Linked DNA regions of Homo sapiens: region 2 is linked to region 1. The links are chromatin loops, found by intact Hi-C in ENCODE. Cell type or tissue: heart right ventricle. All regions are shown on one strand. Links, peaks and the distances in the headings refer to the core of each region. The heading gives the core; the rest is flanking DNA. Region 1 has its middle 13 kb from the start of MFSD6. Region 2 overlaps NAB1 (NGFI-A binding protein 1).

Evidence for each region. A loop is a pair of places that touch in the nucleus more often than their neighbours do. Peaks named below come from ENCODE experiments on the same cell type or tissue, not always from the same donor. Only the 100,000 strongest peaks of a DNase experiment are listed, where the experiment ranks them.
Region 2: it touches region 1 in a loop (2.2-fold over the local background); 19 of 110 quality-filtered maps call a loop at or near these places.

The regions. Positions count from the first base shown.
Region 1 is chr2:190,386,642-190,403,272 of GRCh38, forward strand. No RefSeq gene overlaps it. Among named protein-coding and RNA genes, the nearest start is that of MFSD6, 13 kb to the right of the region's middle. In heart right ventricle, for the core only: no CTCF peak of the experiment used is centred there; no DNase peak of the experiment used is centred there.
Region 2 is chr2:190,673,350-190,689,980 of GRCh38, forward strand. NAB1 (NGFI-A binding protein 1) reads left to right here. Exons shown (of 10, transcript NM_005966.4): 7 at 10,389-10,478; 8 at 12,127-12,289; 9 at 13,852-13,968. Among named protein-coding and RNA genes, the nearest start is that of NAB1, 33 kb to the left of the region's middle. RefSeq lists enhancers at 2,466-2,535, 5,389-5,438. In heart right ventricle, for the core only: a CTCF peak has its summit at 7,128 (motif pointing left); a DNase peak (open chromatin) is centred at 7,112; H3K27ac peaks cover 4,507 bases.

The DNA of each region.
Region 1 (16,631 bases), core at 4,354-12,353:
TCCACCTCCATGTCTTGCCAGTCCATGGAACACAACAGGTCCCAAAGTAATCATCTTCCCTCTCCCCCTCACCCTGGCTCCCAGTTAGACTCCAGTATTATGGTTTTCTGATCATAGATCTCCCCTTTATATTCTTCCCTGAGGAAAAATTCTGAAGTTCTGTTCTCATGTAGGGGCTTTCTCCCTGCTCTCTCCCCATTTCCTGACTTTCAACATTTTTTCTTCATTTCAACTTCCACATCACCACTTTGGCAAGACCTCTTCTTGCCTCTGACCCATGCTAGTACACTGCTACAGTCTGAATGTATGCGTCCCTCCAAAATTCATATGTTGGAACTTAAACCCCAAAGTGACAATATTAAGAGGCAGGGTTTTTAAGAGGTTTTAAGGAGTTATGATAGCTCTGCCCTCATGAGTGGGATTAGTGCCCTCAGAAAAGGAGTCAAGGAGCCAGGTGCGGTGGCTCATGCCTGTAATCCCAGCACTTTCGGAGGCCAAAGCGGGTGGATCATTTGAGGTCAGGAGTTCGAGACTAGCTTGGCCAACCTGGTGAGACCCTGTCTCTATTAAAATACAAAAATTAGCCAGGTGTGGTGGCACGCACCTGTAATCCCAGCTATTCGGGAGGCTGAGGTAGGAGAATCGCTTGAACCCGGGAGGCAGAGGTTGCAGTGAGCCACGATCTCACCACTGCACTCCAGCCTAGGTGACACAGTGAGATTCCATCTCAAAAAAAAAAAGTCAAGGGCTCAAGGAAACCAGGTAGGCCCTTTTTGCCTTTTTGCCCTTCTATCTTCCTCCATGTGAGGATGCAGCAACAAAGCACCATCTTGGAAACAGAGCACCACCCTCACCAGACACCAAATCTACTGGTGCCTTGATCTTGAAATTCTCAGCTTCCAAAACTGTGAGAAATAAATTTTCTTTTTTGCAAATTACCTGGTGTTAGGTATTTTGTTATAGCAGCAGAAACATACTAAGACACACACACCCACTGCCAGCAGGGCTTTGAGCATCGGCAGTCGTTTAAGGAAGCCTACATTAGGGGTTCTGCTGCCGTGGATGATATATGGCTGTAGGTGGGGCACAACTCTCTGTGTTACAGTCTCTTCATTAGTAAGATAGTCACAAGAGGCCCTTCCAATGCCAACATTGTAGAACTGATTCTTAGGCCCTTGTTTCCCTAATAACTCTGGTGACTTTCTGCTAGCTCCTAGGCTTTAGCTTGGCATTCAAGGCCTTCTTCCTGCTCGACCCCATCCCCCACAAAAAAGGATTTGAAAGAATAACAGGTAGGCAGTGAAACTGCAGGCAGAGCACCAAGCTCCTGCTCTACATTCCCCTTTTCTCTGAGATCTGAAGCCCTTCGATGTTGGCTGCTCAAAGTCCCTAAACTCCAATTTCTGTCTCACCAGGCCAGTGAGGCAGCTGCAAGCAGGAGTTCTCTTTCTCTGTCTCTAAGTCCCTCAATATGAATTTGCAAATGTCTTGGGCTAGGTAAAGATTTTTTAAGCAAAATACTGAGCACTAATCATAATGAAGAAACAGGAAATAACCTTGATGATCATCGATAGAAGAATGGTTGAAATAAAATGTCTAAATATAATGCTATATTATACAGCCAATAAGAAAGAGGAGTTAGATCTAGATGCATTGGGATGAAAAGATATACATGGTATACTGTGTTGCTAAGTGAAAAAAGCAATTTATAGAAGAGTGATCCAGTTTGTAAATTTAAAAAATATTTTTAAAAATCTAAGTATATACAACAAACTACTCACAGTAATTATGCCAAAGGGAGGGCCTACAAAAGTATCTTCATTTTCTCTATTATGGTTGTTGTTTGTTTGCAATAAGCAAGAATTACTTTTATAACTAGGGAAAACAGTGATATAAAAGTTGATACAACATTTCATTTAGAAAAAAGTAACATTTGGGCTACAAGTTATATATATTCTCTGGAATATAAACTTGATGAGAGTAGAGACCTTGTCTGTTTTATATATGGCTGTGTTCCCAGCACTTAGAACAGTGTAAATCACAAAGTAGATACTTGGTAAATATTAGTTGAATTAATAATTGAGTGAATGAATATGACCAGAATTATTTGACGTGAATGTTAAGACACTGGAGAGAGTTTCCTATATCTAGTTATCTTCAAAGGAGTATTACATGTGGTATTATGCAAGAATATTTTAAGGGGGATTACTTGAATACTGATATGTACTTTCCCCCAAATAAACATTCCTGGAATATGCTTTATTTTTATTTTTATTTATTTATTTTTTTGAGATGGAGTCTCACCCTGTTGCCCAGGCTGGAGTGCAGTGGCGTGATCTCAGCTCACTGCAACCTCCGCCTCCCTAGTTCAAGCAATTCTCCTGCCTCAGCCTCCCGAGTAGCTGGGATTACAGGCATGCACCACCATGCCTGGCTAATTTTTTTTTTGTATTTTTAGTAGAGACGGGGTTTCACCATATTGGCCAGGCTGGTCTCGAACTCCTGACCTTGTGATCCACCTGCCTCAGCCTCCCAAAGTGCTGGAATTACAGGCATGAGCCACCACTCCCGGCCTGGAATATGCTTTAAACATATTTATTTATCTATTTATTTCTCTGCTGAAACTGCAATTTCCTTAATATCATGGCGTATTCTTTCTGTGCTCTGTATCACCCCATTTCAATAAGGACTGTACCAGAACTTTGGGTGCCTAATAATTAACTGAATAATTGCTCAATTATTGATATTTCATTACTTATTTATTATCAATGATAAAAAATGATGCCTTGGGGCCAGGTACAGTGGCTCATGCCTGTAATCCCAGCATTTTGGGAAGCCAGGCGGGAAGAATGCTTGATTGAGCCCAGGAGTTCAAGACCAGTCTGGGCAACATAGGGAGTCCCCGTCTCTACAAAAAATAAAAATAAAAAAATTAGCCAGGCATGGTGGCATGCAGCTGCGGTTGCAGCACTCAGGAGGCTGAGGTAAAGAAATCACTTGAGCCTGAGAGGTCGAGGCTGTAGTTAGCAGTGGCCGTGATCATGCCATCGCACTCTAGGCTGGGTGACAGAGCAAGACCCTGTCTCAAAAAAATAAAAATAAATTTTGAAAAAAATGTGTTGGTATTTAAGGATGGAAACTTTATTTCTATTTGATTTTGGCAACATTAAACTTAGTAGAGTGTCAACTTTCAATCAAGCTGAGTGAGGATGGAATATGGTTCCTTTTACATTCTCTATGTGCCATATCATAATATTTTTAATATAGGATACACAGAAAAATGTTGCTATTAACAGTCAAATTTTCAACAATAGCAACAACACAAAACTTATGTTTACCACTCAGGGCTTTTTGCTTTGAAGGGAAACTTTATTTACTGCAAAATATTTTAAAACCAAGAAGATGAAAACACTTGATTTATACAGATTATGGAGAATAGTAAAATTTTTAGCTGAAGAGACCTTTCAGATACCAATTCCCAGCTTATTTATTTTATATTACAGCCTCTCAGACCTAGAAAAGTTGAGTAATCTGTGCACAGTGAGGGGACTCAGTGCCCTCAGACTAATGGTCTCACCATGAACAGTTGTTATATTTTTAATAATAAATGTTATTTGATTTTAAGTAATCAAAGCATTTTTAATTGTTTCAGGCTTTTATGTTGATATATATTTTAAAATATCATGCAGTAAAAACATCCAAATTCTATTTGCTATTTGTACAAGTCAGTGAGTATACAAATATCTGTTTCCTTATTGTTAAATCTGCAATTATTAAGATATTGTTTTACCTACACAGCTCCTCCTGAATTATATAAGTCTACTATCATATAGCAAAATATCTAGTTTGAAGAAGGATCATTTAAGTTTAAAGTAACTCAGTAAATTCCCAGACAACCAAATGGTAAGATGAATCAAGCCATAGCTTATGGCATATAGAACATTGTTCTATGTGATTTCCTGAATGGAAAAGAAACCAGTGTATTATGCTGAATCGATAGGAAATGGTGACACTCTGGATATCACAGCAATAGGTTCTCCAGAAAGAAATAATAATAAATACATTTTAGTTTATTGCCAATATAACACTTTGAGAGGGATACAGAAAAACTAGAAAATATCTAGAGAAAGTGACCAGATAGTGAAGATTTTCTTGTTATTCCAAATGGTGTCATTTCTCCCCATCCCACACCTACAGTGTTTGTTTTAAAATAATATTTAGGAAATACTGAATTCTATATATTAATCTTGTGCCTTGCTATGTTATAGAAATCTATTAATTTTAATAATTTTTCAGTTTGGTTCTCCTGAATGTTCTAGATATATAATCAAATAGCACAAATAATTTTGTTTCTTCCTTTCCAACATGTATAATCCATATTTTATTTTCTTTGCATTGGCTAGAAGTTCTGGAAGAATGTGGAAGATGAGTTTAAGTAGGTACAGTTTTCTGGCTCCTTAACATGCACCGATTATCCTTAGTAATGAGAGCTTGTCATGAAAAATAAACTGTAACCTTATCTAGCAAGGAAGGAAAATTTCCTAATTTGCTGTATGATATCTTGGGTCCTTTGGTAGCATTCAACATGTGGCACTCCTACTGGACAGAGGTTTTCTTTTTAGAGTCAGCATCTTGCTCTGTCACCCAGGCTGAAGTGCAATGGCACGATCACGGCTCACTGCAGCTTCAAACTCCTGGGCTCAAGCAATCCTCCCACCTCAGCCTCCCAAGTTACTGGGACTACAGGTGTCAGCCTCCTCCCCTGGCATGGGTGGAGTTGTGCTTGGCTTATAAAAAAGATATGGTCCAGTCAGTAGTGACAAGGAGAAAATGGGATGATTTTACTCAAACAAAACACGAGTCAAGCCCCCCACCAGCTGTACTGAATTACAGTTGACATACCATAAACTGCACATAAAGTATACAACTTGGTAAGTTTTACCCCTGAAACAATCACCACAATCAAGGTAAGGAACATATCTATGATGCTCCAAAATTTCCTCATGCCCCTTCGTAATTTTTCTCTCTTTCCCCTCCCTACTCTACCCTGACCTCCATTCCTGGGGAACCACTGATCTGTTTTCTGTTCCTACAGATGAGTTTGCATTTTCTAGAGTTTTATAAATGGAATTATACCGGACTCTTTTTTGGGATGTAGTGGTGTCTGGCTTTCTCCACTGATGATAACTATTTTTATATTCATCTGTGTGTGTTTGTTTATTCGTTAATGCACTCATCAGTAGCTTGTTCTTTTTATTTCTGAGTATTATACTGTATGAATATACAATTTGCTTATCCATTCACATGTTGGTGGACATTTGGCTTGTTTCTAGTTTTTGGCTATTACAAATAAAGTTGCTATGTACATTCATACATGTCTTCATGTGAACATATGCCTTCATTTCTCTTGGGGATATACCTGGGAGTGGAATAGCTGGGGTAGATTTATGATTAACTTTTCAAGAAACTGCCAAATTATTTTCCAAAGTGGTAGAATCACCAGCTTTGTCTGAGGTTCCATTTGTTCCACATTCTCTTCATCACTTGGTATGCTGCTTTTTATTTACCTATTTCTTTATTCACCTATTCTTCTTCATATGTACCGGTATCTCACTGTGGTTTTGACATGTTTCCCTAATGTAGGTTTCTTACCTTTATCACTATTGACATTTTGGACCAAACAATTCTTTGTGGGGAGGGGACACTGCCAAATGTATCTCCAGACACTGCCAAATGTATCTGGCATGTAGAGGCAAAATTGTGCCCAGTTTAAAATACTGCTCTAATGACCACTGATAATGAACAACTTTTCATGTGCTTATTTGCCATCAATATGTTTTCTTTGGTAAAGTGTCTTTTTATTGCTAAGTAGTATTCTACTGTATGAATATACAATTTGCTTATCCATTCACATGTTGATGGACATTTGACTTGTTCCCAGTTTTTGGCTATTACAAATAAAGTTGCTATGTACAATCATATACGTCTTCATGTGAATTTGAAAAAATTTTGTTCATTTTTAAACAAAAGAATAAAATTTGTTGTTTGTCTTATTACTGTTGAGTTGTGAGAGTTCTTACATATTCTACATAAAAGTCATTTGTTGGATATATGTTTAAAACTAATTTCTCCCTTTTTGTGCCTTGCCTTTTCATTTTTATAACACTGTATTTTGAAAAGCAAACATTCTTAATGCTGATGAAGTCCAATGTATTGATTATTTTCTTTTCATACTTTTGTGTTTTTATATCCTATTTAAGAAAGCTTGACAAAGGTAACAAGTTTTCCCCTGTGTTTTCTTCTGGGAATCTGATGGTTTCAGCTATTATATTTAGGTCAATAATTTTTTTGCACAATTTTTTAGATAGGGGTCTTGCTATGTTGCCCAGGCTGGTCTCAAATTACAGGGCTCAAGCAATCCTCCCAGCTCAGCCTCCCAGGTAGCTGAGATTACAGGCACATGTCACTGCTCCAGCTCTCAGTTAATTTTCATATATGGCATGAGGTAAAATTGAGCTTTACTTTTTAAATAAGAATATCCATTTGTCCCAGCACTTATGTTGAAAACATTATCTTTCTCTATTGAATTGCGTTGGTAGCTCTGTTGAAAATCAATTGACCATATATATTTGTAAGTCTGATATCTGGACTCCCTGTTCTATTCCATTGATCTCTTTGATTGTCTTTATAGTAATATTACAGTATCTTGATTACTGTAGGTTATAATAAGTTTTGAATTTGGGCAGTGTATGTCCTCCAACTTTGACCTTTTTCAAAGTTTCTTTGAATATTCTAGAACATTTGAATTCCTTTTTTCTTTTTTTTGTTAGGATCTCGCTCGTCACCCAGGCTGGAGTGCAGTATAGCGATCACAGCTCACTGCAGCCTCAACCTCCCAGGTTCAAGCAATCTTCCTACCTCAGTTTCCAGAGTAGCTGGAACTACAGGTGCATGCTACCATGCCCAGCTAATTTTTAAAGTTTTTTGTGGAGACAGGGTCTCCCTATGTTGCCCAGGCTGGTCTCAAACTCCTGGACTTCAGCAGTCCTCCTGCCTCAGCCTCGTAAAGTGCTGGGATCACAAGTGTAAGCCACCACACCTAGCTGACCCTTTGAATTTCTATGTACATTTTAGCATCAGTTTGTCAATCTCTACAAATAAGCTTGCTGGGATTTTGATTGGGATTGTGTTTAATCTATAAATTGGAAAAGAAATGGCAAGCCTATAATCCCAGTACTTTGGGAGGCCGAGGTGGGCGGATCACAAGGTTAGGAGTTCGAGACTAGCCTGGCCAATATGGTGAAACCCCGTCTCTACTAAAAATACAAAAATTAGCCAGGCTTGGTGGCATGCGCCTGTAGTCCCAACTACTCAGGAGGTTGAGGCAGAAGAATCATTCGAACCTGGGAGGTGGAGGTTACAGTGAGCCGAGATTGTGCCACTGTGCTCCAGCCTGGTTGACACAGCAAGACTCCGTCTCAAAAAAAAAAAAGAAATGGCATTTTAAATAACATTTAGGCTTCTAATCGGGTAATATGATGAATCACTGCCATTTATTTAGGTTTTCTTTAATTTCTTTCAACTATAGTTTTTAGTGTACAGGTATTTTCGATACCATGTAAAATATGTTTTATAAATTTAAATTCGTGTTGTTTTTTGTCTATATAGAAAAGTACACTTGATTTTTAAATTGAATTCTGTATCTTGCAAACTTGATACTCTCACTTATTAGGTCTATTTGTTCTACAGACTTGTTTGTGGATTGTTGAGGATTTGCCACATAAACACATTATCTATGAATAAAGTTTTAGTTTCTCCTCATCTAGATGCTATTTATTTTTGCCTCATCACATGAAATAGAATCTCTAGTTCAATTTTGAAGAGACACTGGATTTTTATCAAATGTTTGTTCTATAGTATTGAGATGATAATATGATATTACCTTTTTGTTTTGTTAATATGGAAAATTACATTGATTTTTTAAGCTTCCATTCATGAGATAAACCCAGTGGATCATGATGTGTTATGCCTTTAAATATATTGCTGGATTCAACTTTGCTATAATTTGATTAAGAATTTTTACATCCGTGTGAGAGCTATTGGCCCTGACAGATTTTCTCATACTATCTTTGGTTTTGAGATCAGGGTAATGAATTCATAAATTCATTAAATTCATAAACTTCATAAATTAAGTTGGGAAGAGTTTCCTTTTCAATAATTTTCTGGAAGAATTTATACAGAAGTGGTATTATTTATTAAATGTTTGGTAGAATTTAATAAAACCTTCTGGGCTTAGAGTTTTCTTTGTGGTAGAGTTTTAAACTGCATATTCAATTTTTTAATAGACATGTGCATATTTCTATTATGTTATCTATTTCTTGTTGAGGTAGCTTTGATAGTCTGTGTCTTTGAAAGAATTTGTGTGTTACATCTAAATTGACAAATGTATTAGCTTAAAATTGTTCATATTTTCTTATTATCCTTTTAATAGGATCTGTAATGATATCTTCTCTCCCATTTTTTTGTATTAGTAATTTGTATATTCTCTATCTCCTATCCAATCTGGTTAGACACTTATCAATTTTATTGATCTTTTCAAAGAACCAGCCTCGAATTTTACTGATGTGACAAAGATCTTTTATATATAACACCAAAGCCATAACCCATAAAATAAAATTGTTAAGTTTGACTTTATAATAATTAAACAACTTTGCTCTGCCAAAGAGAATGAAAAGATGTGCAATGAACTTGGGGTAACATCTGCAAATCACATACCTGCTAGAGGACTTGTATCCAGAATACGTAAACAGCCTTCAAAACTCAACAATAAGAATATAAACAACCCCATAAAAAATGGGCAAATGATCTGAACAGACACCTTACTAAAGAAGAGACACATGTCAAATGGTGCGTGTAAAGATGCTCAACATCTTTAGTCATTACAGAAAGGCAAATTAAAAGCACAGTGACATACCACTGTACACCTATTAGAAAGACTAAACTCAAAACACTGCAAACAACAAGTATTGGTAAAGATGCAGAGGAACTGATACTGCCATGTATTGCTTGTGGGAATGAAAAATATTACAGCTACCTTGAAAACTGGCTGTTTGTTACAAACTTAAAACATATACTTATCATGTGCCCCAGCAGTCCCACTCTTAGATATTTGCTCGAGTGAATTGGAAACACTTGTTCACACAAAACCTGTATGCAGATGTTTACAGAAAGATTTTAACAACAACCAATAACTGGAAACAACCCATATATCCTTCAACCAGTGAATGGATAAAAAATATTGTTCTGTATATACAATGGAATACTGCTCAAGCAATAAAAAGGAATAAACTACTGTTTCATACAATATTAATAAACCTTAAACAGATATTGCTAAGTGAAAGAAGCCAGACCTGAGAGACTATATTTTATATGATTCCATTTATAGTGGACTCTTGAACAACACAGGTTTGAACTGTGTGGGTCCACTTACATGCAGATTTTCCTCCCCCTCTGCCACTCCTGAGGAAACATACCAACCCCTCCTCTTCCTCCTCTTCCTTAGCCTACACAACATGAAGATGATGAGGATAAAGACCATTATGATGATCCACTTCCACTTAATGAATAATAAATATATTTTCAGTTCCTTATGATTTTAACATTTTTCTTAGCTTACCGTATTATAAGAATACAATATATAATACATATACAAAATTTGTGTTAATCAATTGTTAGTGTTATCAGTAAGGCTTCCCATCAGCAGTAGCTATTAGCAGTTAAGTTTTCCAGAGGTCAAAAGTTGCATGTGGATTTGTAACTGTGTGGGGGTTGGTGTCCTTATCCCGGAGTTGCTCAAAGTTCAACTGTATTTCACTTTTAAACTGTTTATGTTTTTTTTTCCTGATCATATGAGAACTCTTGAAGGGATAAGACATGTCTATAGTTTCTATGGCATCTAGCATAGCACCTTGCATATAATAAGTAATCAAATAGTTACATTTTGGGGGAGCAAAAAGTTATACATAGATTTTTCAGCTGCAAGGGAGAAGGGAGCTGGCACCCCTCATTGCCACGTTGTTCAAGGATCAACTGTATATGACATTCTGGAAAAGGCAAACTATAGGAACAGGGTACCAATACACGGTTGCAGGATGGGGCAGGTTAACTATAAAGGAGCATAGCACAGGGAATTTTTGAGGTGATGGAACCACTTTTTAGGTTACTGTGCTGATGGATGTAAGACAGTGCATTTTCACAATCCATGGAACAATACACCAACCAGCATCACTGAATTGTATTGTATGCAAATAAAAAGTAGGAGATGAAATGCAGAACTTTGGCAAATGAATCTAATTGCTTTACAGATGAATCCAATTACATTACACATGAATGACTACATTGAAAGGTTAAGAAAGGAGCTGATCTAAGTAACTTTGGAAAACAGTGTTTTGATTGGATATTACAGAGCTAAAAAAAAATTATTCCAAAACACAGTACTCTAGTTGGCAAATTTGTTTCACACAGAGGTACTGGCGAATGACTCTGAAACTACTTGATGTGTATACTAGGTTTGAACAAATACTTATTCTGCACACAATGCAAGCCAGGTTTCTCACTGATAGAGAATAGTTACAAATAATCAAAGAGAGAATGTAAGAATAAACTCTATGATTCTGGACTGGAGTTGGAGGTATTAGCATGAAATCATGTTTTGTTTTATTTTTAATTATATATAGTTAGGAAGGTACAGAAATAAATATTGATATGTATGTATAAATAAGTTAGTATATACATACATTTTCTCCTCTGTCCACTGAATGGATCTAGAAGCAGTGATACCTCACTTAATAATGAGCACATCTAGTTCATTCCTAATAAAAAGAACCAAGGTTCTCTGGAGACACGATTGATTCCAGTGTTGTTGCAGGGCATCTTGTGATGTCAACCCTCCTTAAAAATATAAATAAATAGGCATGTAAAAAAGACACAGACATAAACAAAATGTGGTATATACATATAATGAATATTATCAGCCTTAAAAAAGAATGTAACTCTGACACATGCTGCAACATGGATGAGCCTTGAAGACATGTTGAGTGAAATAAGCCAGACACAAAAGGACAAATATTGTGTGATTCCACTTACACGAGGTACCTAAGGTAATCTTGAGACAAAGTAGAATGGTGGTTGCCAAGGGCTTGGGGGAAGAGGCAATAGGAAGTTGCTGTTTAATGAACACAGAGATTCAGTCTGGGAAGATGAAGAGGTTCTAGAGATGGAAAGTGGCGATTTTTGTGCAACACTGTGAATATACTTAGTGCTATTGAGCTATACCTTAAAAATTGCTAACGTGGGCCGGGCGCAGTGGCTCACGCCTGTAATCCCAGCACTTTGGGGGGCTGAGGCGGGTGGATCAAGAGGTCAGGAGATCGAGACCATTCTGGCTAACGCAGTGAAACACCGTCTCTACTAAAAATACAAAAATTAGCTGGGCATGGTGGCGGGCGCCTGTAGTCCCAGCTACTGGGGAGGCTGAGGCAGGAGAATGGCGTGAACCTGGAAGGCGGAGCTTGCAGTGAGCCGAGATCGCGCCACGGCACTCCACTCTGGGCGACAGAGTGAGACTCCGTCTCAAAAGGAAAAAAAAATGCTAACATGATAAATTTTATGTTATGTGTATTTTACCAAAATTTTAAAAACAGTTTTACAATGCAAGTCATATGAAGACTAATTTGCAAAGATATTTTGATGAAATCCATGGCAAAATTATCCTTTTTGTAAGTTTAAAATTCTGCTGAAATTAATAAATTAGACTCAAATTCCATCCTGAGAGAACAAAAAGGAGAGTAACCAACCTGAGTCACCATGGCAAAAGCTGGAATAATTTAAGCAAGAAAATAAAAGTATTAGATTTTAAGTCAAAGAATAAAATAAGTATTCATTACTTCATACAAATATCAAGTATTGAATAAGTAAAGAAAGAGAGAAAAGGGAAAAATTTTTCTGTGTAAGAGAATTTCAATTAACAAATATAAAAGGAATGAAGAAAATAGAAAATCTCAATTAGAATACCACAGTAATGATAGCTGCAGGCAAGAACAATCGATGAATGCTAAAATTAACAAATAAAAATTTAAGGAGAAATAACATATCTGCAGAACATCAAAAGTGTCTCCTCCTAAATATTGTTGATTATAAAGGGAAAGATAGTGACTTATCTTTGTCTGTTTGTGCTGCCTATAACAAAACACCTGAGACCAGGTAATTTATAAATAATAGAGATGTATTTCTCACAGTTTTGGAGGCTGGGAAGTCCAGGATTAAGGTACAAGCATTTGGTGTCTGGTGAGGACTGCTTTCTGCTTCCAAGATGGTGTTCTGTTGCTGTATTTTCTGGAGGGGGCAAGTGCTGCATCCTCACATGGCAGAAGGAAGGGAAGGGCAGAAAGGGATGAAAGGAGTGAACTTGCCCCCTGAGCCCTTTTATAAGGTGCTGATTCCATCCATGAGGGTGGAACCTTCATGGTCGAAGCACCTGCTGAAGGCCCCACCCCTAAAGACTGTTGTATTAGGGATTAAGTTTCAACATGAATTTTAGAAGGGACAAAAACATTCAAACAATGGCAGTGACTTTACAGCAAAGAAACTTAGTACACAGAACTTCAGTGAGGGGATTAAGATTCACATTGCAGGTAGTGGAATATATGATGAGTGTGCTCTTGATATGATCTGAGAAGGGCACATTATCTTTGTGACATTCTTCCCAAAAATATGTGGCCCTGATCTAACCATGAGAAAAAATCAGTTAACCTAAATTGAGGATCATTCTACAAGCTACCTGACCAGCATCCTTTAAAAGTATCAAGGTCATGAAAGACAAGAAAAGATTGAGGAGCTGTCACAGATGGAGGGAGACTAAAAGGACATAAATGGTATGTGGAATCCTGAATTAGATCCAGGAACAGAAAAAGGATATTGGTAGAAAGACTGGTGAAATCCAAATAGGGTTTGAATTAGGGTTTTGTTAGGGTATTGGTAGCAATGTTAATTTCTTAGATGTGATACTTGTACTATGGTAGAATGCTAACACTGGGGAAAGCTGGGTGAGAGATGTGTGGAAATTCTATGTTCTGTCCTTGCAACTTCTCTAATGAATGCTAAAATTAACGAATAAAATTTATTTTATTAATAAAATTAATAAGCATAAATTATTTTAAAATAATTTTTTAAAAAGAAAAAATACTGACAATATAAGGTGAGGGCAACTATGTGAAACAAGAGAACTGTCAACAAGAGTATAAATTCTTGCAAACACCTTGGAAATTGTTCGGTATTAACTAACAAAGGTGAAAACCTGCATATCCTATAGCTTAGCTATTACAGTTGTAGGTATATACAATAGAAATTCATACCTATGTGTACCAAAGACAAGCACAAGGATGTTCATAGCAGCATTATTTGTAAATGCCAATGAATGGAAATAATCCAAATATCCATCAATGAAAGAATAAAAGAAAATAAAGTGAAATGTTTGTATACTGAAAATGAAATAACTACATACAGCAATATAATTTTGAGCAAAAGAAATTGTAGTAGGCCATTCTTGCATTGCAATAAAGATACCTGAGGCTAAGCATGTGGCTCCTGCCTGTAATCCCACCACTCTTGGGAGACTGAGGTGGTAGTATCCCTCGAGCCCAGGAGGTCAAGACCAGCCTGGGCAACATAGTGAGACTTTGTCTCTGAAAAAAAAAAAAAAAAAAAAAAAAAAAAAAGGCTGGGCGCGATGGCTCATGCCTGTAATCCCAGCAGTTTGGGAGGCCGAGGCGGGTGGATTGCCTGGGGTCAGGAGTTCGAGACCATCCTGATTAACATGGTGAAACCCCATTTCTACCAAAAATACAAAAAATTCGCCAGGCGTGGTGGTGTGCGCCTGTAATCCCAGCTACTCGGGAGGCTGAGGCAGGAGAATCGCTTGAACCCAGGAGGCAGAGGTTGCAGTGAGCTGAGATCACGCCATGGCACTCCAGCTTGGGCAACAAGAGCGAAACTCCCTCTCAAAACAAAAAAAAATAAAAATAAAAAAAAATTACCCAGGCATGGTGGTGCACTTGTAGTCCCAGCTACCTAGGAGGCTGAGGTGTGTGGATCGCGTGAGCCTGGGAGGTCAAAGCAGCGGTGAGCCATGATTGCACCACTGCACTCCAGCCTGGGTGACAGAGCAAGACCTTGTCTCAAAAAATAATTTAAAAAATAATAAAAGAAAAGAAAAGGAATTCTGTAGACTGAGTGATTTATAAAGAAGAGGTTTAATTGGTTTACAGTTCTGAAGGCTGTATAGGGAGCATGGTGCCAGCATTTGCTCAGCTTCTGGTAAGACCTAAGAAGTTTACAGTCATGGTGGAAGGCAAAAGGGGAGCCCCAGTATCACATGGTGAGTGCAGGAACAAGGGGAGGGTGGAGGGTGGAGGTGCCATACATATTTAAACAACAGATCTTTTTTTTTTTCCAGGCTGGAGAGCAGTTGCACGCTGGGCTCACTGCAACTTCCACCTCCTGGGTTCAAACGATTCTCCTGCTTCAGCGTCCCAAGTAGCTGGGACTACAGGCATGCGCCACCATGCCCAGCTAATTTTTGTACTTTTAGTAGAGATGGTGTTTCACCATGTTGGCCAGGCTGGTCTTGAATTCCTGACCTCGTGATCCACCCACCTCAGCCTCCCAAAGTGCTGGGATTACAGGTGTGAGCCACCGTGCCTGGCCAACAACCAGATTTTGAGAGAACTCAGTATCACAAGGACAGCACCAAGTCATGAGGAATCCACCCCCATGACCCAAACACCTCCCAATAGCCCCACCTTCCACACTAGGGATTACATTTCGACATGAGATTTGGGTGGGGACATCTAAACTATACCAGAAATCAAACACAAGGCCAGGTGTGGCAGCTCACGCCTGTAATCCCAGTACTGTGGAAGGCCAAGGCAGGAGAATCATTTGAGCTCAGGAGTTCAAGACTAGTCTGGGCAACATAGCAAGACCCTGTCTCTAATTAAAAAAAAAAAAAAAGAAATCAAACACAAAAGATTTTATACTCTTTGATTCCACTTATATAAAGTTCAAAAACAGGCAAAACTACCCTGTGGGGTTAGAAATCAGAATGGTGGTTACCTTTGGGGAGAAAGAAAGAGGTAGTAATTTGTAAAGGTCACAAGGGGATCTTGTGGAGTGCTAGTAATGTTCAGTTTTTTGCAATTAGTGGTGATTACACAGTTTTTATTATATTTATTGTAACTCAGTTGTACTCTTATGATCTGTGTACTTTTTTGTATGTATGTTATACTCTAATAAAAAATTTTAAAAATTAAAATATAATTTGTTTTTTTTAAAACCACATAACTGAGATACATTTGAAGTGCCTTGCTTACTATTAGATAGGTGCAAGGCTGGAAACAGGGAAGCCACTATGGAGACAGCTGCATTAGGTCCTGAGTTGGAGTGGTGTGTATAGGGATAGGGTAGGTGAAACATAGCAATGCTGAGAGGATACAATGGGCAGAACTTAGTGTTTGATTGAAGATGATTAAAGATTTTGGACTATCTGCTTTAAGCCATAGGGACCAAATGGATTTTTCTTAGGGGAGGAGGAACACGGTAGAAGAGATATTTTTGAAAAGTTAATCTGCGTACCACTCATAGCATATGTTGCCTGCTATTATAATTATGTTAATTATAACTGATCTATTTGTAGACATGTCCCTGTTAGTAAATCACAAGCCTCTTGATGGAAGGGACCTGATTTTATACTTCTATATCCAGGGCCTAACTCTCTGCCTCACTAAAGTAGATTTATTGCCATTTAAGTACATAAATAGTAGACAATAAACACCACATAATGTGGAACTGGATTGGGAATGAACAAGAAAAAAAAATCTTAGAGAGTACATGAAGGAAATGATATTCAAATATGTATTATTAATTTTTAAAGATTGTATTAAACCATATATAGAAAGATTCTTGATTAACCTAGTGAAAAATAGCTATGTCAAAACAATAGCCAGCCTCATACTCAGTGGCAAAGCAATAGAGATATTTGTAGTAAAGAAAGTAGTAAGAAAAGGAACAATTGTTGATCATCACCAATATTTACTATTATTTTGTCAACATAGTAAGATTTTAAATATAGATATAAATATTGGAAAGGAGACTAAAGTATCATTGTTTGTAGTTTAATATGATCACCCACCTAGAAAACTCAAGAGAATTAAGCAAAAAAGATATCAGAATAAAAGATTTAAATAAATTAGCCTTCTTTCCTTCTGTTTACATAACTCATCTTTTTGGTCTAGTGAAAGTCCCTCTTCCTTCATAAGCCAATGCTGAGGAGGGAGGGTGGGAGAGGGAGCTAAAAAGAATTCACCTCATCACTACTGTCACCATTGGATTTATCCATTTATTATCATCCATTCAGTCAACAAATAATTTATAACTCTCCTTCCATGCCCCTTCCATTTCCTCCCCGCAAGGTAATTAATGTCAAGAGTGGGGTGTTTATCCTTCCTTGCCTTTCTCTATGCTCTACAAGCATATTCCAACAGTCAGGCTCTATGATACAGTTACAATGGTATATC
Region 2 (16,631 bases), core at 3,513-11,512, 290 kb after region 1:
GAAAATTTTTTTAAACTTTTTTTTCATGTAGAGATGTGGTCTCGCTATGTTGCCCAGGCTGGTCTTGCACTCAAACTCCTGGGCTCAAGTGATCCTCCCTCCTTGGCCTCCCAAAATTCTGGGATTACAGGTGTGAACCACCATGCCTAGTCCCAGGAAATTCTTAAAAGAAAACTGTGGTGACTAGTCCAGTCAATTTATCAAAGGTTGATTTGCAATCGGTGTTTCTTACAGATTTAAAACTTCACGGGTTAAACCATTCCTTTCATAGTTGTATTTACATCATTAGTCATCAAATACAGAGGAGCTAACTTTTCGTTTCTTTATATTAACTATCTAAGGGAAATGATAATTTAGTAGCTATAAATTACAGAGACTTTACTGTAACTAAAGCCTCTTTTAGAGTGTCACGGTTGAGGCTGCTCTTTTGATTTTAGATTTGCAAGTGGTAAGGTGGGAGTTAAGAAAAACATACTTAGGACTCTCCGAACTATAGAATGGTTTCAGAACTATTGTTTCTTACAAATACTTTTTAAAAAGTCTAGTTTGCAGCAGAGTGGAAATCTGGTCAGGTGGCTCCTTCCTTTCTTTTTGTTTTAGGCAGGGGATGGAGGTCAGTGTTCTCTTAGCCATCCTATTATTTAATTTCAAGTTAAAGCAAATAATCTATGCTTGACCACCCTAAATTTCTGTCATCAGTTATATCTACAGAGTATCTATATGGCAGTAATCCTTTATTCATATCAAAGCCAGAGTTATCTTATAAAAACATAAATCCCTTTCTTGCTTAACTCCTTTCAGTGGCTTTCTACTGTACCTGGAATAAAATCTAAACTTTTTTTTTAAAGGATCTAAGACCCCACATGATCTGACTGCAGCTTGCATCTCCTACCTTGTCTGCTGCCACACTCTCCATTCTTACTGTGTTCCAGCCGCACTGACTGACTTTCTGTTCCTGAACATGCCAAACTCATTTATGCCTCAACACTCACTGTTTTCCCCCTACCTAGACTTCTGTTTCTTTAGATGGCTTCAAGTCACAGCCGAGTTTCCCCTGACTTCCCTGCCTCCCTTTCTAAAGGGGCACCCTCTCCCCAAAATCACACTCAGGCTTATTCTCCTGGTTTGTTTTCATAGCATTCGCCAGTATTTGAAACTGTTAGTTACTTGTTTTAAATTTATTATCAGTCTGCCCCATTAGATGAGAATAGGTCTCTTATCTGTGAATCTGCTGCTGTATACTTAGAGTTTGTAACAGCCTTGCACCTAATAGGCACTTAATAAAATCTATAGAATGAAATAATGAATGGCTGCAGATAAGCATCTTTGACTTATAAACACTTTATCTGAAAGCAGTGGTTCTCAAGGAAGAGAAGTATTTTGTCAAAAACAAAAAGCCACATTAAAAAAAGAAATGTGGGCTGGGTATGGTGGCTCACACCTATAATCCCAACACTTCGGGAGGCCAAGACAGAAGGATTGCTTGAGCTCAGGAGGTCGAGACCAGCCTGGGCAACATGGGGAGACCCTGTCTCTACCCCCAAAAAAGTACTTATATTTGTAACCTACCTCACTGTTAGCTCTGGAATAATGTTTAAGATGGTTAACTCAGAAAATGTTGAAATTATCTAAAAGGCTACATTGAAAGATGATATAACTAGTGAGATGTTTTATCTCTTGCTCCCCCAGATAACAGGTAACAGAGGGTCCTTGTGGATTTGGCTGTTAATGACTCACTGCCACTGAAAGGGAAAGGCAGGTGAACATAGAAACTGCTAAGAAGGCATGTGCCATTGGAGGATTGAGAGGAAAGAAAGCACAGAAACTACCCAGGGGCCAAAAAATTAGTTGCTAGGCTAGAAATATGTCTCTATCTATTTCTCACCATTGGCCCTAAGTGTGATCATGATTCAGGCTGCTCACATTTAAGCCACACTTGTCTAGCTTTAGAGGTCACTAAATATTGAAATTTGTGATCATGAATCTCATGGACTGTTTGAGCTGCAGTTGTTTCTTGATGAGTTTTATTGGTAAGTCTTTCTGACCCTCTCAGAGGCCTTGTATTTCATTACAGTGCTTTCAGTTTCTTATTAGAAGCACAAAGTGTTGGGCTGTAACATTAGATATGACCTTTCTGTTCCTTTAAATATACTCCACTAGAGATACTTGAGTTATAGTTCTATACGGTTAGTTTATTGGTTTACTGGAGGTCACAAAGCCACTTGAACAGCTCTGGATTCAAAATTAAGATAATCAGTGTTACTTTTCCCTGTGAATAACTCTTCTAACCCTTCCTAAATAAGACAAGCGACAATCGGCCCCAGGCTTCTTTAAATGCTTTTATAGACACTAGACTTTTGATTTTGTTTCCCAGAAATAAGTAGTAACTACACCTTTGAATTTAGGACAGTGGCTCACTTTTTTGTTGTTGGTTTGTTTTTAATTTTGTTCTGTTCCTCTTTCTTAAAAAGCACTTGTGTATTGCAGGTCATCAGTATCTCTTGAACGTGTGTGTGTCTTGTGTGTATGTATACCTACACATGTAGATGGTGTAATCCTTTGCAAAATATATAGTATTGGTATGAATCCTTGTCTGTGCTGTACTATAAGTCAAATTTGAGATACCAGAACTATTTCCGGAAGCTGTTATGAGGTAGATAGTACTGGCTGTATAAAGTTACCACTCCCTTAAAACTTTTCACCAAGTACTGGTGCTTTATGTCTACCTTCTATATGGCTTCTGGGGAGAGGGAGAATTTCTGGTATGAGAAGAGATCAGGGGAGACTATTGGGAAGGTGTAATTTGAGCTGGGTTTTTAAAAGAAGGGTAGAATTTCAAAAGGTAGCGATGTGGGGAGGGGATTGGGGTGGCATTATAAAGATAGACTAGCATGGGCAAAGACAGAGGTAAGAAAATACTAAGCATGTTCAGAGAACAATAAGTTTGTCTAGGGAATGTGATTGACACAAAGGACCTCATAAATAAAACTAGAAAGAATTTAGAATTCTTTTAACATACTTTTTCTCTTATTTCATTTGAGTCTTTCTCTTGTGATTCTCAGCTTGTTATTTTCTATTTAAAGAAAGTAATATACAAGACTGAGCATGGTGGCTTATGACTGTAATCCCAGCACTTTGTGAGGCTGAGGCAGATGGATTGCTTGAGTCCAGGAGTTTGAGACCAGCCTGGGCAACATGGCAAAACCCCATCCTTACAAAAATTAGCCAGGCATGATGGCATGTGCCTGTAGTCCCAGCTAATCAGGAGGCTGAGGTGGGAGAATCACTGCCCCACTGCACTCCAGCCCGGGCAACAGAGCACAACCTTGTCTCAAACAAAGGAAAAAAAGTTTTTAAGTAACGTACAAATAAACTTAAGCTTAGCCCATTTTATAGTGTAACAGATTTCTAATTACAAGGCCCAAACTAATGAGACAAGTTTTTCTCTTTTTTCAAATCTTTAAGTGTTCTAAAATCCTTTATAACAATAAGCATATGTGCCACATTGCTGGCTTTTTCCATCTTAAAAACATAATTTTTACAGGGAACAAAAAGAAATGTAATGTTGAGCAGATAAAATAAAATAACATCAAAATAATTTGACATGTAAAGGAAAGAGAAACATTTTTTTGCTTGTCATTATTAATGCATTAGGGTACACTAATACAAGTAGTGCTGTGTTCAAGCTCAGTAAGATCTTTCGTTCCTAAATACTGTGTTTTCCTGATCTATACATGAAGGCTTGGGTGGAATGAAGTTATAATTCATTGACTTGTCTGATTTTTCTACCTGGAAAGCTCTTATTTATGTAGTAGGTTGTTCCCCCTTAAAGGATAGTTACTTATTTGATTTAAAAAAAAAATAGCAGTATACACATTGCATAGAAGTAATCAAGATAATCTGTTGTCCTTAAATAGTGTTCCTCCTTACAGGGTATGTTAAACATTAAAAAACAGATTTTGAACTTTAATTCCTAGAATATATGAGATGGACATGGAGAAAAAGATCGCCTGCTAGCTTAGGTGTGCCTTAAGGAACCTACCATTTGGAATGAAATCTCTAGGGAAACGTTTCTTCAGCTAGTTAGTAAGTGAGGTTGGAATCCTTCTGCTTAGACGGAATGAATAACATGTCCACTGGAACACAGCCCTCTGTGAGTCCACTTTCAGCTGAAATGAAAATAGATTTTGTTTATTCTTACTTATCTTTTGAATTAGATCTAATTAAATCTTCTCATTCTGGGGCAATTGTAAAAATCGCTACTTTGTATTGCTTTTATTTTGTGTCAGTCCCTACTAGACATTTGGAATTCATTATCACAAACATTCTTGTCTAACCTATGTGGAGGCTTTATGATTTCCATTTTACAGCCAAGGAGAGACCCAGACAGGCTCAGTATCTTCACCTGTGTTGCCAAACTGCTATCCAGTAGCAGAGCCGGGGCTTCCTATCTATGTCTGATTCCTGAATGTCAAAGCAGTACCACCTTCCTAGGTGCTAATGATTATTCACAAAGCATCTTACCTGTGAAAAAAACACTATTGGGGTTATACCTTTCCTCCTAGTACCGTGTGAAGGGCGAAATGTGTGCAGGACTGGTAGTCTTTGAAAAGGGTGGATGGTGGCAGTTATTATTTTCTAATCCAAGAAATGTTATGTAGTAAACAGTTACAAGTTTTGAGTAGAAAATTTAACAATGTAAATTACAAAATATTTAAATATAAGAAATTTTCATTTGATATGCTGATTGTTTATGAGTAAAAACCTTGTGTTGGGAAGATACACAGAGTAAATCAGAAAAATTAGTTTGATTTCCTTATGTCCTACCTATGAAAGAACATATTTAAGGTGGCTTGACAGCTCATTCAAGGGGATGAAAAATCAAGAGCCAAAGTCCCTGGCTCTCTTGTCTTCTCCTAAATTTTTTTAAATGTTAGTTAAAAGTGAATTCAATTGGTAACCTTTCTTTTTCATTAAGAACACATTCAGTTCCATGAACAAATTTGTTATTAACTCCAATGTTATAAGTAACATCTTAGAAGGGAGGAAGGATATATAAAGCTACAGTCTCAGACCTGGTGATGGCAGCTGACTAACTGGACTGAGTGCTATTTCTCATTTGAGTTTTCTTCATTCGCTGAAATTGCTGGAGACTGGGCAGAGATGGGAAATGACAGCATTCTTGACCCTGTGGGAGTCAGAGGTGCAAAGCATTCAGAGATAAGTGGATGAAAGAAATGAGGTTTGTTAATAGAGCCCAGGAAGTCAGAGAACTGGGGCTTGAAGAAGAAAGACCTAAAGGAAACATCTGCTAGCAGTTCCAGCAAGGTGGGGGTGGGAGAGCAAGGAAGGGGGAGGAAAGAGGTTCAGAATATCCACCTACGCTGCTACTAAGCTTGTTGAAAAGAAAGCTGGTCTAATTTGACGTAGACTCTTCCCCTCTGGATCAGAAAAAACAGAAGCATTACAATATGCTATTCATACAGAAAGTGTGATTAGAAAAAAGGAAAATGCACATGTGGGGTTGAGAACATCTGCTGTAACAAGTCATCTAGAGACAGCTAAGCAGTGGCTTTAAAGCAGCTTGCTAGTGTTCGGCAGAAAGGATGAGGAGGCATGGGGATGGAGACCAATGGGATGAGAGTAATTAGGTCATGCACCAGCCTCCGTCCCATAGCTTTTATTTTCTCAGTGATCAGACCCAGAGTCTCGTCAGCAAGGAAACACTGTGATTAATGGCATCAGCCAAAAATATGACATGGAGATAGATTGCTCATAGTATGGTGCAGCTAGCTGGTGCCTGGGAAACAAGCTTACGAGACATAACGAAATTGTGCACCACACATAATGTGAAAGAGACCAGTTTCTTGGGAATGTTCTTACTTTTATTTCTAAGTCATATATTTTGGGGACCTTAAATCTACTTTATGTGACATGCAGTGATAGCTACTCGATTTTGTAGTTTTTCCATCCACAGTGAACTGTCAAGACTGTAGGAGTAAATAATGACTAATGTGCTCAGTTGCAGAGAGATCACTGATTACTTTGGATAATTGTTATTTATTACTTATTTTAGGCTTTTATTTATCTTTATTAATGGTGGAATAGTGTCCATTTTCTAGCAACTTTCACATGTAGAGTTTGAGGTTCCCCCATCCAGCTTTTTCAGTATTCTCATGGTTGAATAATCCTGACTTTAGTGCCACCAGGTATTTGTATGGCAATGTGTACTTTTCCAAGGTTCACTTATTTGCGTTACTTTATTTAATCCCCACAAACTTCCAGTGGGCAGATACACAGGTGGTGTAATCCTAATTTAAAAATTTGGATCACTGGAAATAATGAGGTTTACTTTTTTGCCTGAGATCACACAGCTGGTTCCTAATGTGAAATGCCTAGATCATACCTTTCTCCTGCAAGTTCTTCCAGAAACAGTATTGAGGCATTGGGGCTCATGGGGATTCTGATTGGTGCACTCCACTCAGATTCTGCTGATGAACTGATAACCCTCTAATCTGGGTCTCCAGCCTTGATTTTACCCCAAGCTCCAAACTCACTGCCCCTGCTTACCTGGCTTATCTACACACGGAGGTCTCACTAGCAAATGAGCTCAACCGAATTCATCAGTGTTCTGGCCCCTCCCAGACCTCGTGATCTTGAGTTCCTTATTCTAGAGAATGTCATAACCAAACTCTCAGTTGCCTTATTTCTGCGGCACCTGCCACTGTCCAGGGCTGGGCCTTCACCAGCAGCCCTCTAACCAGTGTCCCTGTCACCACCCTGAACTCCCCTCCTCCGCGTACATTCTCCCCATCACATTCACATGTGATGGGCTTTCTGAAATGCAAATCCGATCAGTCTCTTCCCTGAGACTTTCAATGGCTTCTCTTTGTATTTAAGATAAGATCTAAAATTCTTAACATAGCTTACAAGGGCTTACAGAATCTGGCCCTGTGTTTCCACCTTCCCTCACCACTCCCTCTTTTTCAGTGTATATTGAATATTTTCCGGCTTCCCAGAGTGTGCCCTGTTCTTTTTGCCTCCAGGCATCTGTACCAGCTGCTTTCTTTTGGAACTCTCAGCCTAGACACCCTGGCCTCTGGGATGCCTGCTCTGCCACAGCGCCCTCTGCTGTGCTCTGGGTCTCCGTCCATTTCCCTCCCTGGACTGTGTTGTCAGGAGCGCCTGAGGCATGGCCATCTTGTTTGACGTTGTATTCCCATATTGAGTACAGTGTATGAATCAGCTGGGTGGATGCGACATTTTTGTTGAATGTATAAACACATGTTTCTAGATTTCCAGTGTTCTTTTCACTGAGATAGTTCCCCACGAATGTGCTTAATATTCTCTGGTTGATTTTAGTATTAAATGTTGAGTTCTTCCTTCTCTAAGATGTCTGTACTTTGTAATTGTCCATAAAATTTCTCTTTTTTCCCCAGTATGATGCTTTACTCTGATTAAATCTGGTGGCTTTTTGGATGAACTTAACAGATATCAGTAACAAACATTTATCAAGTAATTCCTATGGGCCAGGCACTGTGTTAAGTATTTTTCATGAATTTTCTGCTTCCTTAAAATGATTCTGCAAGTTAAGTACTATTGTTATCCCCATTTTATAGATGAGAAAATAGACACAGAGAGATGAAATAATCTACCCAGTATCACAGCAAATAAGTAGTAGAGTTGGGTTTTGAACTCTGCAAGTCATATAGTTAAAGCCCGTCCAGCTTATGAAAAACAGAGCTATAATTTCTGTTTATAGAAATGCCTGTGTTTTTGTGAGTTTCATAAAGGTAGTAACTCTGAATTTATGGACTGAGCATAGGCTTTGAAGCTAGCGTTGTAGCTGTAAAAAAAAGGAAACCCAGTCTTGTCTGTGATGAAGATTAAATGAAATAATGAACATAAAATATAGAACATAGGGACTGGTATATTGTAGACCCCTGGAAAATGATAACCGCTTATATTGAAGTTGTTCTAACTCTTCTACTAGCTTACCTCACTGAACTTGAGAACTTAAGCAGTTCCAGTGGGGTGGGGGTTTGCTAAAGAGAAAGTTGGATTTTTCAGTCTAAATAGAAAACTTATTTATAAGAAAACTGGAATGGCTAAGAAAAAGGGAACTTTGGATTTAGCTTGGACTGTATACACTTATATGAAGTTCATTTTAGCTTATTTTATGATTATGTTCCATACACATCTGTGAGCCAACATGGAAACCTAGAAGAGTGGCTATTTTCAACACTTCAAAAGTGCTAATTACATACTGGCCCATGATAAAGCTACATAGGACCATCTTAAGACGTTAAGTTTATTAGCTCTTGGCTCTATATCATGTCTTTGAATTTTAAAAATAGCAAATTAGTTATTACTTGGGGAATGTATTTTGATAGATAAAATATTTGAAAGAAATCTGCAGTGGAGAAATAATTTATTGAAAAGACCCTGATGGGGGAAAATTTTTGAACCACTATCTTATATCCCAAATAAGGTAAAATATTTTGTTATTATTACATTATTCCATCTTTTTCTGCTGTGTATTGTAAGAACTTTGGTTTTTAAGGATTTGCCCTCTGCTGCAAATATATAGCTTATCAAAGAAGGGGAGAAATAATGTTTTGGAGTTTAATTGTAAATGCTAATTTCTGTGAGGAGTCCTTTAGGAGGTTTCACTAAAGTTACTAAAACCATGCTGTCATGATATTTTGTAGTTATAATGATCATGAGCAATAAACAGTCAAAAAAAGAAAACCTTGAAAAAAGTAGGTGGAATACCAAGTATAAAATGGAAGTAATTTAAGTTGAAGTTTTATCCAGTGCCCCCAGATAGGCCCTATTTATTATGGGAATTTAGTATGTATTGATATACTTACTTATTTAGTAATTATTACATGCTGAAGGCATTATCTCACTTGCTTTATCTCATTTGGTCCTCACAACAATCCTAATAGATAGGTTCTCCTATCCTCAATTTTCCTGTGAGGAAACTGAAGTTCAGAAAGGTTAAGTTACTCATCCGGTGGTCACATAGCTAGTGAGTGGTGACAGGCCTTTCGAATTCCAAAGCTCCATTTCCTGTCATAGGTTATGATAAAGGTGAAATCGCAAGCCAACATGAAGGAATCCTTGAGCAATTCAGGTTGGGATTATCGGTTAGCACTTTAAAGAACATTTAGTTTGGATCGTTAGCCACATTTCATGTAACAAAATTAATTTCAGATAGGTCAGAGGGTTAAATTTAAAAAACAAATCAAACTTTTAGAAAAATTAGAGGGTAGATTTAAGTACTGAACCAAATTTCTGAAGCAGAATTTCTCTAAACTTTATAGCAACAGTTGAAATCACAAAATAAAAGTATGTACAACTATAGCATATAAAACAGGCATATAAAAATTAAATGATTTTTGAGTATCAAAAGTATAGATAAATTGGCATAAATTAAGAAAACAAGAATTCTTAGTGCTGACAAGGAAATTGTCATGTATTGCTTGTGGTATGATAAACTAGTAAAGGCCCTCTATAGGTTTAGCGAAAGTACATAAGGCACAAAAATATCATCTCTGCAGTAATTCTGCTTCTGGGAATCTTTTGTAGTAGATAATCTAAGCTATCGAAAATGCTATCTCCATGAAAATATTTTTGCAGTGTTTTTCATAAAACCAAAAATTAGGAAAAGAATAAAAAATGTCCAATGCGAGGATAGTGGCTAATCAAACCCCCCACTAGGTTAAATGTTTTTTATGTGTTTTGTTTTTGTTTTTGTTTTTTTGAGACAGAATCTCACTTTATCACCCTTTGTCACCCAGGCTGGAGTGCAGTGGTGCAGTCTCGGCTCACTGCAACCTCCGCCTCCTGGGTTCAAGCGATTCTCATGCTTCAGCCTCCCAAGTAGCTGCCCAGCCTCCCTAGTAGCTGTGATTTCTGGCGTGTGCTACCACTCCCAGCTAATTTTTTTTTTTTTTTTTTTTTTTTTTTTAGTAGAGATGGGGCTTTACCATATTGGACAGGCTGGTCTCGAACTCCTGACCTCAGGTGATCTGCCCACCTTGGCCTCCCAAAGTGCTGGGATTACAGGCGTGAGCCACTGCACCCAGCCTAGGTGAAATGTTATATAACCGTTATTATCAATGATCATAAAGCCTTCTTTCCAGTGTAAAACAATAGGAATGATGACATTTTTCATCTTATTTATGTTTCTACTGAGGTTACAGCTGTAGAAAATAATGTATGTTTCATAAAAGGCTGAAATGAAATATTTTATAACCATTAAAATCTTAATCATGATTATTCAGGTAGTGAGATTAAGAGTTTGCTTTATTTTCAAGTTTTTGATAATATTTTATTATTTACAAACTCTAAATATAAAGGACTTCTTATTTGACCCACAGGATGGGTTTCCAGATTTCCAGGATTCTGTGCAAACACTCTTCCAGCAGGCTAGAGCTAAGAGTGAAGAACTTGCAGCTCTTAGTTCACAGGTAACATAAACTCCCAGTTATTACTCCATGATAGTATCTGAAGGTTAAAAAATAAATGACTACTTCAACTAGCTTCAGTTTTAAGTATCTGAGGCCTGACTTTTTATTTCCGTTTGTTTTTTAAAACGTCATCTGAGCCACAGCTGTATCAACATGAGAGCAATAACAACTTGGTTTGATTCAGTTTATGAACGGAATCTGATATGGTGCTACTTATTTATTCTTGTAGTTTTGTAGGAAGTGAGACAGATTCTCTGCTCAAGAAAACTTAAACAGTTTGATAATCAGGAAAACCAGCCATGTTGACCATGGCTGTGTGTAATGCAACTCTGAGATAAAATAATACTAGTTCTCAATAAAATATTAATAGTCAACATTGTAATTATTGTTAAATCTTTTAAATTCATATTTATTGAAAAACTATTAAATGAATATGTGGCTTCAGGTGCTTTTGCCATTAAGTTATTTAATTTTGTCTGTATACTGAAATTAAAATTTTAAAATGCTTTCTGCAAACATCATCTTTTAGAAAGCACTGTAAACTTTTATTCCTATTGAACAGCTTCTTTGTAATAAGTTGCTTTTGATCAAATTTAGTACTGCTAAGTTTTGTTTTTTTCATGTTAGGATGAAAAATACATTTTTTACCTCAGATATGCTTATTTAAATTTTGTCAATTTAGTAACAAGTTCAAATGAAATGAAGTTGTAGTTACTTTTGATTTGGTTTATATGCACTCAGAAAAATAGTGTGTTTATCATGTTTATTCTGTGAATTAATATATTTTACCTACTGATTTTTACATTGTGAATCAGGGCATTTTGTAACCAATTTTATATAGCAGCTTTCTTGTCCTACTCTCTTATATAGCATGGTAGTGATTCATATCTGTGCATTTTGACTATTATCTCCTTGGCAAAATACCACAAATACACTGCTCTGAATATCACATATAAGTAATTTAGAGCAGTGCATTGAAAAGGAACTTATAAAACACATACAGAGATAAATTTATATGTCAGTTGACTAATTGTATATTTAAAATATGCCTTTTTATGATTGGTTGGGAAATACTGCAGTTTCATTTCATGATGAAGGTAAAGATGCTTATTGGCACTGATGTTTTTCTGCATAATTTACATTGTTTAATTTTAGTGGGAAGTGTATTTGTCTTGTTCTTCTAGACAGCCGTTTTACACCTTTTCTCCCCCAAACATATTGTCATCATATCAGAGTCTGTGTACTGCCAGATCCTAAAATAAAAATGCCAAGATTTCGCCCCAAGTGTTAGAAGTAGTTTATAGCAGATGTTGCTGTTGCTTTTAGATTTCTGTTTTAAAAAATCCTTTAAAGGACTTAGTACCTTGGAAAACAAAGCTAAGGTTATGTTGCTTTTGAGCTGACATGGAATTCTCTTGAAAGAATTGAGAAGAAAGCTTTTATCTTTTGTACAATATCCAGCCTTTTATGTTTTAACATGATGATATAGACATCTATGCATATTTATGGAATTTGTATACCACATGAAGTGTGAACTAATTTTAATGAATACTAAATATATTTGCTGGAGTCTGAAATTGGCATCTTTAAACCATTAAAAAATCTAGAATGTTTCAGTTACTGATTTGATTTTTGCTTTACTTACTAGCAGCCTGAAAAGGTGATGGCAAAGCAGATGGAGTTCCTTTGCAACCAAGCTGGCTATGAGAGACTGCAGCATGCCGAGAGGAGGTTGTCTGCAGGGCTTTACAGGCAGAGCTCAGAAGAGCACAGTCCTAACGGCTTGACTTCCGATAACTCAGATGGACAAGGTACATCTTTAGAATATCCTATGCCTTTAGGGCCACTATGTGCACTTCAAAGAGAAACAGAAGACAGTGGCTGATTTTTAAATTATGATATTTTGTAGAGATTATTTTACAGGTTCTCTTATCAAAATTATTTTTTGAATTCTTCATTTTTCTAAAAAGATAATTTATCCTGCAAATTTTAATTTGTAAATTTTTTAATCTTTAAGCAGTTGGCACCTGAGATTGACATGTATTATTTTGTAGGGGTTGGTGGGAATGTGAGATGTCAACAGTACAGATTATTTTCCCCGAAGAAGCAGATTCCGGGAGAGATGTTTATCCTTTTTAAATGACCAAAACTTCATATTTTTTTAGACTTCAAAAACAAGTTTGTGAAATTTACAGCATTTGGTTCTTAAAAGAATATGGTGACTGCATCTAAAGTGTTATGACAGAGTACAGCTCAGGTTTAGAAAGCCATGTGATTCGTGAGTGTTTTTACCATTCTAAAAAGTACTTCATTCTTTTCACATCCTCACATAAAGAAAATCCCAAGTCATTGTTATTCACCCAACCAACAGGCATTTTATTTTTTTAGCAATTCCTATGTGCCAGGCACTCTCCTAGGCACTGAAGATGCAGCAGGGAACAAATCCCTGTTTACCTGGAGCTTACATGTAGTGGAGGGAGATGTACAGGTTATATATCCTCTAGTTTCAAATAGTAATAAGTGTTTGAAGAAAAAAAATAATTTTATAGTGCCTCCTTTTTATATATTATTGTTATACTTTTCTAGAGAGTGGTTATTATTGTAAAAAAATAAAAGGATTCCTAGGTAAGGATACCATCTTAACAAGGATTCTCCAGCCATGGACTGAAATATTACATGTGTCAACACATCAGAGTACTGGAAGAGAAGAAAGTTCTTCCTTTTAAAAATATTACAGGAACCTCTGAGTTGAGGTCTTGTTTAACTTCTCCAATTATCCTTAACAGTTAAGAAGCAAAGGCAATTATTAAAGATTTGGTGACTCTAATTTGTGACACCAGGATAATTCAGTGTGGGGTGACAATTTGCTAATGTGATGGATTTCAGTACATGACAACATGATTGGGTGTATAATTTTTTCCCATATTTGTGCTAAATCTGTTTTTTCACGGATTTTGCTGTAGTTTTTTTTTTTTAATCTTTAATTGGCTTGAAGCCTTCTGTGTCTTTCTAGTACTTGTTATTATATGATTAATGACATGCCTTGGTAAAATGGTTGTTCTAGTAAGAAAATGCCTTATAGAGGAGATGTATTATATGCCAAAACTGGAATGCTCACAGGAATTCTCAGTCTTTTGTTTAGCTCTTAAAAATATCCTGGCAGAATTGTAAACCTTGGGACTGGCATGAAATGACTTGCCATTTTCCTCTTAAATTATTATTTAAAATGTTTTTTCCAAGTCTTATTTAAATTCTTCAGTGCTCGTTGACTCTCCTCACTTTTTTCCTAAGGAGTGTTCAGGCAAAATTTATTTTTAAGAAAAACCATGGTATGTTTTTAATATTATGCATATTTCTTTTTTCTTTTCATTAGGAGAAAGACCTTTGAATCTCCGAATGCCTAATTTACAGAACAGACAACCCCATCATTTTGTGGTGGATGGGGAGCTGAGCAGACTTTACCCCAGTGAGGCAAAGTCCCACTCATCAGGTGAGAACGTGCTATATGATGAGAGGGTAACACTTGAATAAAAGCATCTTTAAATTCTGTTCTATTTCCTCCCCCATCAAAAAAAAAAAAAAAAAAAAAAAAGTCATTACTGACAGTGTTCCTACAGGTTGAGTATCCCTAACTGGAAAATTCGAAATGCTTCAGGATCCAAAATGTTTTGAGTGTCAGAATGACACTCAAAGGAAACCCGCATTAGAACATTTCAGATTTGGGATGCTGAACCTTTGGTGTAATGCAAATAGTCCAAAATCTGAAAAAGCTCAAAATCCATAGCACTTCCTGGTCCCAGGCATTTTGGATAAGGGATGCTCAATTGTCAGTTTTTCTCCCCTTGGAAGTGGTAGATTGCCATAACACTGGCTGCTCTCACTAGTCTTTTTGCAAACTTCATATTCCGAACAATGACAGGGAAAACTCATGAAAGTTGAGATTACTTTGATTAGCCATTATATGAATGGTGATGTTTATATGAAAGTTTAATAATAAATAGCTGGTTTGAGTTGTGTTACTACCTTTTTTGGCAATAACATAATATGAAATTGATGGACTACATGTTTGCTTTGACAGTGAGAAAACCTTGTGTATCAAAATCTAGACTTTTCATGCAGATGTATTTTGGAGGTGATACTCATATTTCAGAAGTAAACTGAATTCCATAAAAGGATGAGCAGCTCCTTATCATAGTTAGATATTTACATATTTTTATCCAAGTAAAGTGAGTTAGACCTAGTTAAAGCATTAGAGACCAGCACAATTTGAAAGAATCTGTTATCATTCAAGTCTTTGAGTTAAAGTAACTTTAGGAGTCACTTAATCAACGTCACTGATTTTATAGATGAGGTAGCTAAAGCCAAATAAATAGCTCCAAATTTGCATTGTAAGTCAGCGGGAAATGTAGTTTTACAAGCATTAGGATTAAACCTGACTTTACATCTGTTATCTAGATAGAATGAATTATGTATTTACTAGAAAAAAAGTGTTATCAAGAGCATTTATGTCTTTCAATTTTAGATCATACTCTTGGTAGCAGATGCTAAAAAGACGAGTTCTAAATAATGTTCTGGTACTGTGACTTTAAAGCATGCTATTGCATACTTGATTGTAGCCATTTTAATAATGTCAAAGGGAGGTTGGGAAATTGAAATTATCCTAAAAAGATGACATCCTGGTCTCATGTTTTCCATAACACAAAAAAAGTGATCTTTAAAGTTTTTTCAAAAACGAACAAAAAACGACTTTTTACCAATTTATATTCCTTAGAAGACTCTATGTAACAGGAATACTCCAATTACATTGATCATGTGTCTCATCATGGGGCATATTTACATATTTCATGGAGATATATTACATAGAGATATAATTGATCTAGGTTTTTAGGTAGAACCGAATGAAGAAATGCCTGAAAAAGCGTCTTTCTTTCTCTTTTTCTTTCTTTCTTCCTTTCCTTTCTTTCCTTCCTTTCTTTCCTTTCTTTTCTTTCCTTTCTTTCTTTTCTTTTCTTCCTTTCTTTTCTTTTTTTGAGATGGAGTCTCGCTTTCTCGCCCAGGCTGGAGTGCAGTGGCTCAGTCTCGGCTCACTCCAGCTCCTCCTCCCGGGTTTACGCCATTCTCCTGCCTCAGCCTCCCGAGTAGCTAGGACTACAAGTGCCCGCCACTGCACCTGGCTAATTTTTTGTATTTTTAGTAGAGACGGGGTTTTACCGTGGTCTCAATCTCCTGACCTTGTGATCCGCCCGCCTCGGCCCCACAAAGTGCTGGGATTACAGGTGTGAGCCACTGTGCCCGGCCACCTTATTCTTTATTTTTAACTGAATAGGAATAATACAGGTTTCATACAGTGCAAGCCTGGGTCCAGATCTTAGCACCGATACTTGACTGAGTGACCCTGACTGAGTTACTTAAGTACTCGTCCTTCAGTTGCTTCATTGGTAAAAGAGAAGTAATTTCTACCTCGTAGGGTAGTTAGGAGGATTAAACAAGATAGTGTACCTGCATCGTACACTATCTATTCCAGCCAGCAGGAATTCAATAAATAGTAGCTACTTTTTTTTACTACTCTTACGCGGAACTTAAAATCCCCTTCTGTTTAGATAGAGAGGATTCATAAATTGAGCTATTTAATTTCAGATAAGCTATTAGTATTGATTACTTTCTAGAATCCAAGGTGTGAGTGTATGTGATGTGGATGTTTGCATGTATATGTGTGTGTACATATCTCCCAGTATTTGTACTTTACATAAAGGTTACATTTGATTGTTATTCTGTAGTGTTTGTGTATGGTTGAAATAACTGTACACATAGAACTCCATGGAATGATTTCTCATGAAAATAGTGTTCATTATTTTATCCCTATTTCCCCTACCTTAATATGTCATTGTCGGAAGAACTTTAAAAAATAGTTCCAAGGTTATGAAGATATTTTTCAGTCTGATTCCTTCATTGATGGTAAATATTTTAACCAGTAACAGTTATTTATGAATAATCAGCTTCCTTTTATATATTTATCATGTTGGATCAAGCATTAAATAAAAATTAATATATTCTATATGCTAAATGTTTTATGTGCATTTCATTATTTAACTTTCGTGCCACTTTATGTAGATACTATTCCTATTTTATAAATGAAGACATTAAGGCTTAGAG